2 separate regions of the Homo sapiens genome follow, and region 2 is linked to region 1. Evidence: chromatin loops called from intact Hi-C (ENCODE). Cell type or tissue: dorsolateral prefrontal cortex. All regions are shown on one strand. Each heading gives the region's core, and the rest is flanking DNA. Links, peaks and the distances in the headings are about the cores only. Region 1 holds the start of TRN-GTT2-4 (tRNA-Asn (anticodon GTT) 2-4). Region 2 overlaps HMGB1 (high mobility group box 1).

The links. Hi-C counts contacts between places; a loop is a spot of excess contacts. Peaks named below come from ENCODE experiments on the same cell type or tissue, not always from the same donor. Only the 100,000 strongest peaks of a DNase experiment are listed, where the experiment ranks them.
Region 2: a loop joins it to region 1, with 3 times the contacts of the local background. A loop is called at or near these places in 20 of 110 quality-filtered maps.

What each region holds. Positions count from the first base shown.
Region 1 is chr13:30,671,592-30,678,369 of GRCh38, reverse strand. It overlaps TRN-GTT2-4 (tRNA-Asn (anticodon GTT) 2-4), which reads left to right and starts at 4,333; the gene lies at 4,333-4,406. RefSeq lists a silencer at 3,974-4,483. In dorsolateral prefrontal cortex, for the core only: CTCF peaks have their summits at 3,863 and 4,068; DNase peaks (open chromatin) are centred at 3,280 and 4,209; H3K4me3 peaks cover 1,500 bases; H3K27ac peaks cover 1,484 bases.
Region 2 is chr13:30,456,366-30,463,143 of GRCh38, reverse strand. It overlaps HMGB1 (high mobility group box 1), which reads left to right. Exons shown (of 5, transcript NM_002128.7): 4 at 432-606; 5 at 1,611-6,440. The coding sequence ends at 1,787. Among named protein-coding and RNA genes, the nearest start is that of HMGB1, 6.2 kb to the left of the region's middle. In dorsolateral prefrontal cortex, for the core only: CTCF peaks have their summits at 1,086 and 1,287 (motif pointing right); no DNase peak of the experiment used is centred there; H3K4me3 peaks cover 989 bases; H3K27ac peaks cover 1,633 bases.

The sequences.
Region 1 (6,778 bases), core at 2,524-5,023:
TTTAACATATCCAAACATCATTTTTTTGGTGAGAACATTTTTGGTGAGCAATTTTTAAGTACACAATACAGTATTAACTACAGTCACCACGCTGTACAATAGATCCCCAGAACTTACACCTGTCTACCTGAAACTTTGTACCTTTTGACCAACTTCTGCCCATCCCCTCCCCTCCACCCCCACCCCTGCTACTTCCCAGAGTCCCTGGCAACTACCATTCTATTCTCTGCTTGACATTTTTTTTTAATTTGACTTTTTTAGATTCCACACCTAAGTGAGACTATGCAGCATTTGTCTTTCTATGCCTGGCTTATTTCATTTAGTATGTTCTCTAGGCTCATCCATGTTGTTGCAAATGACAGGATTTTCTTCTTTTTTAAGGCTGAATACTACTCCATTGTGTATATGTATCACATGTCCTTTATCCTTTCATCTGCTGATGGGTTGATTCCATATCTTGGCTGTTGTAACTAATGCTGCAATAAACATGGGAGTGCAGACACCTCTTTGGGGTACTGATTTCATTTCCTTTAGATATATACCCAGGGATGGGATTGCTGGATTATATGATAGTTCTATTTTAATATTTTTGAGAACTCCATACTGCTTTCCACAATGGCTGTACCATGTATATATATTTTTTTCTTTGGGGGAATTTTCTGTTCCTGTCCCCATTCTTATTTGTTTTATGTTGTCTTTAATTGAATTGTAAAAAGATTTTGTAAATATCAATTGATAAGTGCTCCTTATGTATTAGGAATTTAGATTTTCTATCACATTTTATTTTGTCCAGTTTACTTCATGGTCCTGGTTTTCATTTCCTCATTGATTCAGTGCATAGTCCCTGCATGCCTGCTATGTGCCAGGCCCTGCTGCAGTGTTGGGGTTACAGCACAGAGCAAAGAGACCAAAACCTCCATCCTCAGCGAACTTACATTTTAGTGGGAGCATGTACACGAGAGTGTAATTTTACAAACAGAAACACCCAGTTCCTGGAATGCCTGTTTTGTAGTTTGATAAGTACCTGTGATTAATTAAATGTTACTGCCCTAGTAATGCTGTTTTCCTTTCAGAAAACCATTGCACCCATGTGAATATGGAAGAAGAAAGACCCCTGAGCTTGGGCTAATGGAGAAAATTAGGTAATATTGTCAAATAAGTATGACTGAGAAGACATCCTTAAGACTTTCAGATGGGATTTAAGGAATCGAGAGCATGCTTAAAGGTTATTTCCTTTTTTTGCCTTCCATCTAGTCCTACAGGAGCCTCTAAAACCTTATAACCACTTGTTCATCCCACAGTCTGGACATGAAGTCTGGAGAAATGAAGTATAAAGGTGGGCTTGATGAGGACAGAGAAGCTTGTGGTCCGATAAACAGAGGGGACTGTCCCAGAAATGGCTTTATGGAATATCTGATACAACAAAGCTAACTTCACATAAGATTCCTTTCCCTCAATCAAGGTATAGAAGAGCCACCAAGACCTTCACCGGGAGCAAAACTCCCTCTACAGCCATGAGTGTGCACATGCGACTCATGGACCAAAGCCTTAGCACTTGGAAATGACTCCAGGGAAAGGCACAAACAGGATCTTGAATTGACTGAGACTGTGTTGACAATAGCAAAATAATAGGGAATCAAAATAGAAATTTTGTGGAGTTACAGAAAAATAAAGGTCTATTTCTTTCTTTTTTTTTCTTTTTTTTTTTTTTGAGACAGTCTTGCTCCATCGCCCAGGCTAAAGTACAGTGGTGCGATCTAGGCTCACTGCAAGCTTCGCCTCCCGGGTTCATGCCATTCTCCTGCCTCAGCCTCCCGAGTAGCTGGGACTACAGGCGCCCGCCACCACGCCCGGCTAATTTTTTGTATTTTTTAGTAGAGACGGGGTTTCACCGTGTTAGCCGGGATGGTCTTGATCTCCTGACCTCATGATCCGCCCTCCTCGGCCTCCCAAAGTGGTGGGATTACGCCACCGTGCCCGGCCTATTTCTTATGTATTTGAAAGATTTTGTTGTTGTTTTTTAAAAAAGGAATCACAAAAAGAGATCATCACCTAAACACTTAAGAAATTCCAGCAATTCTTAAGAAGAAAATGGAAATGCACCCAAAATTCCATTAAAATAGCATAATTTTAAGTTAACTTCTAAAACTGCAATTTGGACGGCATTATCTCTTCCAATATTTCCAAGGTGGAGACCATCAGTTCCTTCTTCATGGATTGGCTGCTCACAAGCACCACATGCCTAAATATCCCTCAAGGGCTAAAATAAAGATAACTAGCTCCAAAAGCTGCCCAGCACACAAGCAAGGACCTTGTGAAAGCAGGATCTCCAGATAGTCCTACTCAAAGATCCACCTTCTTCTCCTCTCCTTGCATGGCACAGGCCCCACTCTGCAAGCCCCCTGGGCCCTTTCCCTCTATCAGTCGCAGCTTCCTCCTTGCTGAAGCAGAAATGGCTCTTGCTGGGAGGAAGTGAGTAAACGAAGGGCCATAGAATTCAGATTGGTGGTGTCTGGAAAAGATGCCCAACACCACTAATCGTTAGAGAAATGCAGAGCAAAACCACAATGAGATGATACTTCATACCCATTAGGATGCCCATTATTTAAAAAAAAAATAGATGAGGAGAAATAGGGACTCTTGTACACTGTTGGTGCGAATGTAAAATGGTACAGCCAATAGCAAACCATGTGATCCAGCTACTCCATCTCTGGGTATATTCCCAAAAGAATTGAAAGCAGGGAATCAGTTATTTGTAGACCCATGTTCATAGCTGCAGGTGGAAGCAACCCTAATGTTCACGGAGAGATGAATGGAAAAGCAAAATGCGATACCTGCATACAGTGCAGCTTATTCAGCCTTATCCAGGAAGGAAATCCTGACACAGGCTACAACGTGGATGGACCTTGAAGACATATGGTAAGTGAAATAAGCCAGCCACAGGCAAACACCGTATGACTCCATTTACATGAGGTCTCTAAGAGTAGTCAAATTCAAAGGGACAGAAAGTAGAATGGTGATTGTTCCGACTAGAGGAGGGGAATCGTGAGTTACCGTGTAATGGGTAGGGAGCTTCTGTTTCGGAAGATGAAAAGGTTCTGGAAATGGATGGCGGTGATAGTTGCATAACAATGTGAATGTACTTAGTGCCACTGAACAGTGCGCCTAAAAAAATTGGCCGGGCACGGTGGCTCACGCCTGTAATGTCATCCCAGCACTTTGGGAGGCGGAGGCGGGCGGATCACGAGGTCAGGAGTACCAGACCAGCCTGGCCAGCATGGCGAAACCCCGCCTCTACTAAAAATACAAAAGTTAGCTGGGCGTGGTGGCAGGCGCCTGTATTCCCAGCTACTCGGGAGGCTGAGGCAGGAATCGCTTGAACCCGGGAGGCGGAGGTTGCAGTGAGCCGAGATCGCGCCATTGCACTCCAGCAACAGGGCAAGACTCCATCTCAAAAAAAAAAAAAAAAAAAAAAAAAAAAAATTCAGAAGTCAGGGAAAGGGAGAAGCCTTCAATGGCCATTTCAAACTGAAAGGCTATCTTAATTGCCAGTCCCTCTATAAGGCTTTTTTGATGTCCCCTAAACTATGCAATCTCAACAGAGGCCATATGCCTCAAAATGGGGTGCAAATTGGTTCTTAGAAGGTGGCAAAAATCATATTCTTTTTATGTACGAAGCACAGATATACATACAGTCTACATTGATACACAGCCTATCTATGTTCGTTGCATTTTACGGGGTGAGAGGTGATGAGATGAAAAACTGTCTAAGGAGAAGGGGCAATAGCGGCAACCCAGAAAAAGGGTTAGGTCCCTTAAGTTTGGGACCTAAGCGCACGTGACTCTCCATCCTTTAAACCTGTACAGCACGTGGTTCTTCCCTCCAAGCGTGTCGTATTCTCTCCGTGCGACCTATTCCCCTTGGCAGGTTCTCCCCTGGGTCCCTGGTTACTGGTGGCGCGCCCGGCCGGCACGGTCCCCGCCGCAGAGCACGCATGGCGCGCAGCCATTGCTGAGAGGATCTTTCCTACCCCGAGTCCGGGCCGACTGCGGACCACTGGCCGCTGCCGCCACGAGGGGCGCGCTTCGTCCCCAGAGAAGCCCGGAGTCACGCGGCCTCGCCCGCCCCCTCCCGCGCGCCGGGGCACAGCCTCTCCCCCCGCGGCGGCCGCTGGGCACCTCGGCCGCTTCCGCTGCCTCCTCGGCGCGCCCCGCGACTTCTCAGCCCGTGCCTGGGGTGGCAACGCCTGGGGTGGCGACGCCCAGGGTGGCTAGAGCGGCTGCCGGCGCCGCGGAAATCTGTACACACCGCAGCGCGGCCTGAGTAACTGGGTCTCTGTGGCGCAATCGGTTAGCGCGTTCGGCTGTTAACCGAAAGGTTGGTGGTTCGAGCCCACCCAGGGACGGTCAGTGCTTCTTTTCCCGAGACAACATTTACCCGATGGTTCATTTTAATAATGAGATTTTTAATCGAATAGGAGCATGATGCTACAACGTTTCTAGGACATGGACAGACAATATCCTCTTAATGTGTGGTGCCTAGTGGCTGGGCCCAAGGGAGAGACTGTGTCTGCACTGGAAGCCATGGTTTGGCAATTCTATTCCTACTACTTATCCAAGGGAAACTTGCACGTGTGCTTCAAGACACCTTCCCAACAATGCTCACAAACGGCAGTGGTAATAGCAAAACAGCAACTCAATTGCCCATTGACTGGTGAATTTATAAATTCCATTGGTGTTTCTCAGAAAAATCTGGCACCACCAAAAAGCAAATGTAGTTATTTAAGATTGTCTTCTTTGCTTCCAAAAGCATGAGCAGCCTTCCAGATGAAAACGTGTAGAGGAGTCATTATAAGCATATGGAAGCTTACCATCTTAAGAAACTATTTATTCAGTTAAGTTCTGTTACAGCTTTTGGACAACGGACTTGAATCTAGGGAAAAATGTTAATGTTTACCTTAGATTGCTGACAGAATTAACCCTGAAATTAAACTCCAGCAGAAATTGTGCGGGTTCCTGTTACAAGTTCTTGAATAACATATTTTCAACTCTGGTCTAACAGAGGACACATATTTTTCAAGCAGAATATTCACATAAGACTTTAAAGATAGAAAAACACATGATAATATGATAACATGATGATATAATTTATTTCTACCAAGATTCAGGTCCTATGGTAGGTGCTTTATCTCTGGGATCTACTTACCTCCAACAGAACTTAGAAGCCTGGAAGAAGGAGTAGTTAATAGAGTCACTAGGCTATCTTTAAAGGAATGCCTTGGCAAATGTTTGCTGATAGTTATCAATCAAATAATTGTCGATAACACAATACCCTCTGTTGTTTAGTTAGTAGCCCTGGAGAAGGAGACACAACGTCGTACTTACGGTGGAATTCCAGGCAACAGAACAAGTAGCTCTCAAAAATTTTCTTAGAGGCCGGGCGCAGTGGCTCACACCTGTAATCCCAGCACTTTGGGAGGCCAAGGTGGGCAGATCATGGGGTCAGGAGTTCAAGACCAGCCTGGCTAACATAGTGAAATCCTGCCTTTATTAAAAATATAAAAATTAACTAGGCATGATGGTGCACACCTGTAGTCCCAGCTACTCAGGAGGCTGAGGCAGGAGAATCACTTGAACCTGAGAGGTGGAGGTTGCAGTAAGCTGAGATCGTGCCACTGCACTCCAGCCTGGGTGACAGAGCAAGGCTCCTTCTCAGAAAAAAAAAAAAAAAAAAAAATGTTCTTAGGTAGGAATCTTTCCGATGCCCATCAAATTCCAAACGTCCTGTCTACACTTCTGGGTAGCTTATAGTAGAAACCACAAAATGAGGGGAAATTAGATCATAAGATAATTTATATACTGTTCAAACCTAGTCTTACATTTCAAGATGCAGGGCATATATTTGCTATCACTACAATTACAGGGACTTAGAAAACATGCCCTTGGAAAACATGCCCTTCCACTTTGAAGCTGAATATATTACCCTAGGCGAGAGCAGAGATCATTTTCTGTTATCAATGATCATTTTTAGGCTCCAAGGGATTTCCTTCAAGATACACTTCAAATTTTTTGTTGTTGTTGTTGTTTTCAGATGGAGTCTTGCACTGTTGCCCAGGCTGGAGTGCAGTGGCACAGTCTCCGCCCACTGCAAGCTCCGCCTCCCGGGTTCATGCCATTCTCCTGCCTCAGCTCCCTGAGTAGCTGGGACTACGGGCGCCCGCCACCACGCCCCGCTAATTTTTTGTACTTTTTTTTTAGTAGAGACGGGGTTTCACCATGTTAGCCAGGATGGTCTCGATCTCCTGACCTCGTGATCCGCCCGCCTTGGCCTCCCAAAGTGCTGGGATTTCAGGCGTGAGCCACCGCTCCCGGCCTCAAATTCTTGAGCTTAGCAAAAGGGCTTCTATAGTCCATACCCTAGTCTCCTACCATGTTCCTTCATGAAAGCTTCACACAGTTACATGCAGTTACCAAGGGTTCCCTGAGTTACCCATGCAGACTTACACGCCCCACCTAGATCCTCTCCCTGCTCTGCCCTTCTCCACCTCCACCCCACTTAGCTGGGAGACATCCGCTGAGGCATCACCTTCTCAGGGAACCTCCCCTGATGCTGCTTCGATCTAATATAGACACCCCTTCTCCCAGCAGTCACCACAACCCCCGGAAACAGTGAGTTGCTTGTCACCTCCACTGAGATATGAACTCCTTGGGAGTAGGGACCAGTTCTTCATTCCCAGTGCTTGCCCCTCTAGCACAGACCTGTCCCCTAGCACATGTT
Region 2 (6,778 bases), core at 1-2,500, 210 kb after region 1:
GCAAGCTACTTTGTCAGTTTAGAGTGTAAATGTACAATCAAAGTTTCTTAGCTAATACTTGTTCATATTGGTTATATTTAAATAGTATAAAATTCCTGTTGGGTGGGAGTGTTCCCAGAGCATTTGAATTAGACATTTGGTCTCCTTTGCCCAGTGTATCTCCTTTTGATCTTTTTATTTCTTGAAAAATACTATCCCTTTGAAATAGTGTAATTGTAGAATGTTCATCTAGGGTTCTAGCTAGTATAAATTAAATAGTTGTAAATTAAGCTTTGGTTGTGAAGGATATTTAGTATATTATAGTATTTGCACCCTGTCCAATGCATCACAGAAATTCACAGGCAGCTTTAAATAGCAATGCAGTGTACACTTGATAGTATTTGTTTTTGTGATCTGTTAACTTAAAATCCTAAAATTAATTTTTTTTTTAGTTCGGCCTTCTTCCTCTTCTGCTCTGAGTATCGCCCAAAAATCAAAGGAGAACATCCTGGCCTGTCCATTGGTGATGTTGCGAAGAAACTGGGAGAGATGTGGAATAACACTGCTGCAGATGACAAGCAGCCTTATGAAAAGAAGGCTGCGAAGCTGAAGGAAAAATATGAAAAGGTAAGAAGTGTGGGTTTGCTTGGTAAAATGATGACAAGTACGCCAGATGTATGATTGTACTTAGTTTGAGGTGTAATAAGTTTTTAGGGTAACAGCTACATTAAGTATGGTGTTGATATAAGTCCTCATCCTTCAAAGAATGCAGAGGACCAAATAAATTAGGGTTTTTTTGACTAAAATGTAATCAGACTCAGACAAAGGCTGTGTACATTTATGTTGGTTTTGTTATTCCCCAGTATCTTGAAGTTCATGAAAATGTTGGTAGTCACTTCAAGTCAAAAATGAGCATTTTCAAATGGCTTGGCATACAGTACAAAAACAGGCTAGACAAAGTAATATAGGCTATATTTTTCTTAGTCATATCCTGAAACATTTATGTTCTTTTCCTTTAGATACTCAAAAAACCACAGCATCACTAAGTTAAATTACAAGTCTGCTGCTCTGTCCAGTAAATTAATAAGATTAAGGAAATCTATAACTCTTATAGTTCAGTAAATTGAAATATTAAATACTTAATTTTCAGCTTTAGTCATTCTGAAAAGTGTTTATTTCTAGATGTTTCTTAACCTAATTGCATGTTTATTGACAAATTACCTTTTTTTTTTAAGACCACATTTCCTACTAAGGATTAAGGTCTGACAGTGTAAACCTGTAGAGTGCTTTTTTGCATTCAGAAGGTGGCAGTGTCTACCCTTTAATCAAAGTCTCTACATTCTGGTTTTAATAGAGTTAGGATGTGGTACATAATTGCACCTCAATGAGGCATAACTTTGCAAATATTAGACTATGCCATTTCATGAGTTATAGATTGTTATAATGATCTTGTATTTTTATGTTCATTTATTGAAGTTCTAGTTATTTCTGGAGTTGCTGTGGATCTACAGATACGTGATATTTTGGTATAACTAGAATCTTGATTTCTTTCATAAAGTTCTGCCATGTTCTATTTCTTTCCTTAATGTTTTTTTCTTCCCTACTGTTTTATCCTCCCTTTGCTTTGGAAGGATATTGCTGCATATCGAGCTAAAGGAAAGCCTGATGCAGCAAAAAAGGGAGTTGTCAAGGCTGAAAAAAGCAAGAAAAAGAAGGAAGAGGAGGAAGATGAGGAAGATGAAGAGGATGAGGAGGAGGAGGAAGATGAAGAAGATGAAGATGAAGAAGAAGATGATGATGATGAATAAGTTGGTTCTAGCGCAGTTTTTTTTTTCTTGTCTATAAAGCATTTAACCCCCCTGTACACAACTCACTCCTTTTAAAGAAAAAAATTGAAATGTAAGGCTGTGTAAGATTTGTTTTTAAACTGTACAGTGTCTTTTTTTGTATAGTTAACACACTACCGAATGTGTCTTTAGATAGCCCTGTCCTGGTGGTATTTTCAATAGCCACTAACCTTGCCTGGTACAGTATGGGGGTTGTAAATTGGCATGGAAATTTAAAGCAGGTTCTTGTTGGTGCACAGCACAAATTAGTTATATATGGGGATGGTAGTTTTTTCATCTTCAGTTGTCTCTGATGCAGCTTATACGAAATAATTGTTGTTCTGTTAACTGAATACCACTCTGTAATTGCAAAAAAAAAAAAAAAGTTGCAGCTGTTTTGTTGACATTCTGAATGCTTCTAAGTAAATACAATTTTTTTTATTAGTATTGTTGTCCTTTTCATAGGTCTGAAATTTTTCTTCTTGAGGGGAAGCTAGTCTTTTGCTTTTGCCCATTTTGAATCACATGAATTATTACAGTGTTTATCCTTTCATATAGTTAGCTAATAAAAAGCTTTTGTCTACACACCCTGCATATCATAATGGGGGTAAAGTTAAGTTGAGATAGTTTTCATCCATAACTGAACATCCAAAATCTTGATCAGTTAAGAAATTTCACATAGCCCACTTACATTTACAAACTGAAGAGTAATCAATCTACTCAAAGCATGGGATTATTAGAATCAAACATTTTGAAAGTCTGTCCTTGAAGGACTAATAGAAAAGTATGTTCTAACCTTTACATGAGGACTCTATTCTTTAACTCCCATTACCATGTAATGGCAGTTATATTTTGCAGTTCCCACATTAAAGAAGACCTGAGAATGTATCCCCAAAAGCGTGAGCTTAAAATACAAGACTGCCATATTAAATTTTTTGTTGACATTAGTCTCAGTGAAGACTATGAAAATGCTGGCTATAGATGTCTTTTCCCATTTATCTAAATATGGACTGCTCAGGAAACGAGACTTTCCATTACAAGTATTTTTAATTAATTGGGCCAGCTTTTCAAACAAAGATGCCACATTCAAAATAGGGTATATTTTCCTATATTACGGTTTGCCCCTTTATAAATCCAAGTAGATAGGAAGAAAGAAGACAAACTTTGCATCTCAGTATGAATTATTCAATTTATTTGAATGATTTTTCTTTACAAAACAAACTCATTCATTAGTCATGTTTATCTGCTTAGGAGTTTAGGGAACAATTTGGCAATTTTGTGGTTTTCGAGATTATCGTTTTCTTAAAGTGCCAGTATTTTAAAATAGCGTTCTTGTAATTTTACACGCTTTTGTGATGGAGTGCTGTTTTGTTATATAATTTAGACTTGGATTCTTTCCATTTGCATTTGTTTATGTAATTTCAGGAGGAATACTGAACATCTGAGTCCTGGATGATACTAATAAACTAATAATTGCAGAGGTTTTAAATACTAGTTAAATGGCTTTCACTTAAGAACTTAAGATTTTGTTACATATTTTTAAATCTTGTTTCTAATAATACCTCTTAGCAGTACCTTTTAAATAAGTATAAGGGATGGCAAAGTTTTTCCCTTTAAAAATACTCACTTTATGCTTATAAATAGGTTAATGGGCTGATAAAAGGTTTTGTCAAACATTGCAAGTATTCGGTGCTATATATAAAGGAGGAAAAACTAGTTTTACTTTCAGAATGATTTAAACAAGATTTTTAAAAACAAGATACATGCAAGCGAACAGCAGGGTTAGTGATAGGCTGCAATTGTGTCGAACATCAGATTTTTTGTTAAGAGGAGCAAATGACTCAATCTGATTTAGATGGAAGTTTCTACTGTATAGAAATCACCATTAATCACCAACATTAATAATTCTGATCCATTTAAAATGAATTCTGGCTCAAGGAGAATTTGTAACTTTAGTAGGTACGTCATGACAACTACCATTTTTTTAAGATGTTGAGAATGGGAACAGTTTTTTTAGGGTTTATTCTTGACCACAGATCTTAAGAAAATGGACAAAACCCCTCTTCAATCTGAAGATTAGTATGGTTTGGTGTTCTAACAGTATCCCCTAGAAGTTGGATGTCTAAAACTCAAGTAAATGGAAGTGGGAGGCAATTTAGATAAGTGTAAAGCCTTGTAACTGAAGATGATTTTTTTTAGAAAGTGTATAGAAACTATTTTAATGCCAAGATAGTTACAGTGCTGTGGGGTTTAAAGACTTTGTTGACATCAAGAAAAGACTAAATCTATAATTAATTGGGCCAACTTTTAAAATGAAGATGCTTTTTAAAACTAATGAACTAAGATGTATAAATCTTAGTTTTTTTGTATTTTAAAGATAGGCATATGGCATATTGATTAACGAGTCAAATTTCCTAACTTTGCTGTGCAAAGGTTGAGAGCTATTGCTGATTAGTTACCACAGTTCTGATGATCGTCCCATCACAGTGTTGTTAATGTTTGCTGTATTTATTAATTTTCTTAAAGTGAAATCTGAAAAATGAAATTTGTGTGTCCTGTGTACCCGAGGGGTAATGATTAAATGATAAAGATAAGAAAAGCGCCCATGTAACACAAACTGCCATTCAACAGGTATTTCCCTTACTACCTAAGGAATTGTAACCATTGCTCAGACATTGTAGGATTTAACTATGTTGAAAACTACAGGAGAGGCCGGGCGCAGTGGCTCACGCCTGTAATCCCAGCACTTTGGGAGGCCAAGGCGGGCAGATCACGAGGTCAGGAGATTGAGACCATCCTGGCTAACGTGGTGAAACCCCGCCTCTACTAAAAATACAAAAAATTAGCCAAGCGTGGTGCTGGGCGCCTGTAGTCCCAGTAACTCAGGAGGCTGAGGCAGGAGAATGGCGTGAACCCGGGAGGCGGAGGTTGCAGTGAGCCGAGATTGTGCCACTGCACTCCAGCCTGGGTGACAGAGCAAGACTCCATCTCAAAAAAAAAAAAAAAACACAGGAGAGACAACTGGTTTTTGAATGAAATACATGGGTACTGCCTTGCTTGACATCACATAGTCCTTGATGAAAGTTCACATTTAGGTCTGCTTGGTACAATACGCCTCCTAAAAAGGTCCTTGATGAAAGTTCACATTTAGGTCTGCTTGGTACAACACGCCTCCTGAAAGGGTCTGATAGCTTTCAGTAGCAGTAAGACACTTGCATGTGATGGTAAGGTATCTGCAAATTTGCACACACCGTACACAGCTTAAGTCTTAGAATTAACTTGCTAAAATGTGAGCCTTTGGTAATTAGGCTGTTTTATTAGGGAGTGTGATAATATTTGAATTTCTTTTCATATTTGTGCTTTGTGTCATTTTCAAATGACCCTTGAAATGTATTTTAAAAGTAGATAAAAGCCAGAAAGTGATTTGATTGTCTATCCAGCAAAAGATGGTGGTTCATTTTCTTGTCCTCTTAATACCAAGGCAGTGCTAATAACACTTGCCACAACTTGGGAAATTCCATGGGTCTATGCCACATTGCTCCCAGAGTAATGAGGCAAAATAGTGCTCTGTTATAGAATTGCTTGTTTCACGATACATCATGACAGATAACCATACAACATGGAATGACACAAACATAATATGCCACACTCCAGAATATGTAATGCTCGTCTTCCAGGGGGGTTCAGTCTAAGGTAATCTCTACCAGGAAGAAATGCTAGATGACTTTAGACATGTGCATTGGTTTGGACCTTCTAATTAGTGGAATTTTTACTTATTTTGACATGAGAGATTACATAGAATCTCTATGTTGCCCAGGTTGGTCTCCAAATCTGCTCAAACAATCCTCCCGCCTCAGTTTCTCAAGTAGCTGGGATTACAGGGACACACCACTGTGCTTAGCTTAAATAGTTGAATTTATTGGGCATCCACTGAAAAGAAGGAAGTAGGAATAAAATCTGCAATAGTATGACTAAACCTGTAAGTGAGCATGAGCAGTGGTGGGCAAGGGTATGCAGACTCTGGAATCCAGAAATAGAAAGTCAGTGGAAAGCCAGGCACAGTGGCTCACACTTATAATCCCAGCACTTTGGGAGGCCGAGGTGGGAGGATCACTTGAGGCCAGGAGTTTGACACTAGCCTGGGCAACATAGTGAGGCCTTGTCTACTAGAAATAAATAATTTTGCAGATATACTAAATACCATTTTAAAAATAAGTGGAAAAGGGATTAGAGAGATCCTTGTAAATTATGTACTCATATTCATTGTTCTCTTTAGTCACATAATTCAGTCATGTACGTGACATTCCACAGTATGGTGCTCCATAATACATATTTTTTCTTTTTTCGATCTCACTTGTATATGATCCATAATATTTTTCATCATTCCCTTACTGATGGACATTTAGATTGTTTCCTATTTTTTGCTGTTTAACAGTACTGCGCTGAACATCTGTACATTTCTCTCAGGCATGTGTGGGTCTTCAGATACCTCAAAAGTAGAACTGCTGAGTCAAAAGACATTTGCATTTAACATTTTGGAAGATGTTGATAAATTGCACCCCACCACCCCCCCCCCCCGCCCACAAAAGCTGTTATTTATGCTGTGAAACATTTTAACAATGATTTTGCAATTAATCAAGATTTTTACTGGTTTTTCTTTGGCTGTATAACTCTATTTTTAAAAACGAGAAATTAAAATACTGAAATACTGTCATTTGTCCAGAGCTACCTGACCAGAATAAGAAACACAGAGAGAATCAACTGAAAGACTCTTAGGACAAGCCACTGCTTTATTTAAACTGCTAAACTATTTCTCAAACTCCTGGCCTCAAACTATCCTCCCTCCCTCCTCGGCCTTGTTGCTGAGATTACAGGCGTGAGAACCACAGTTCCTGGCCTAAACTGCTAAACTATTTCTCTAAAGTTACTGCAGTAACTAAATAAGTAATCCACTGTGTGAAAATGAGGAGGTT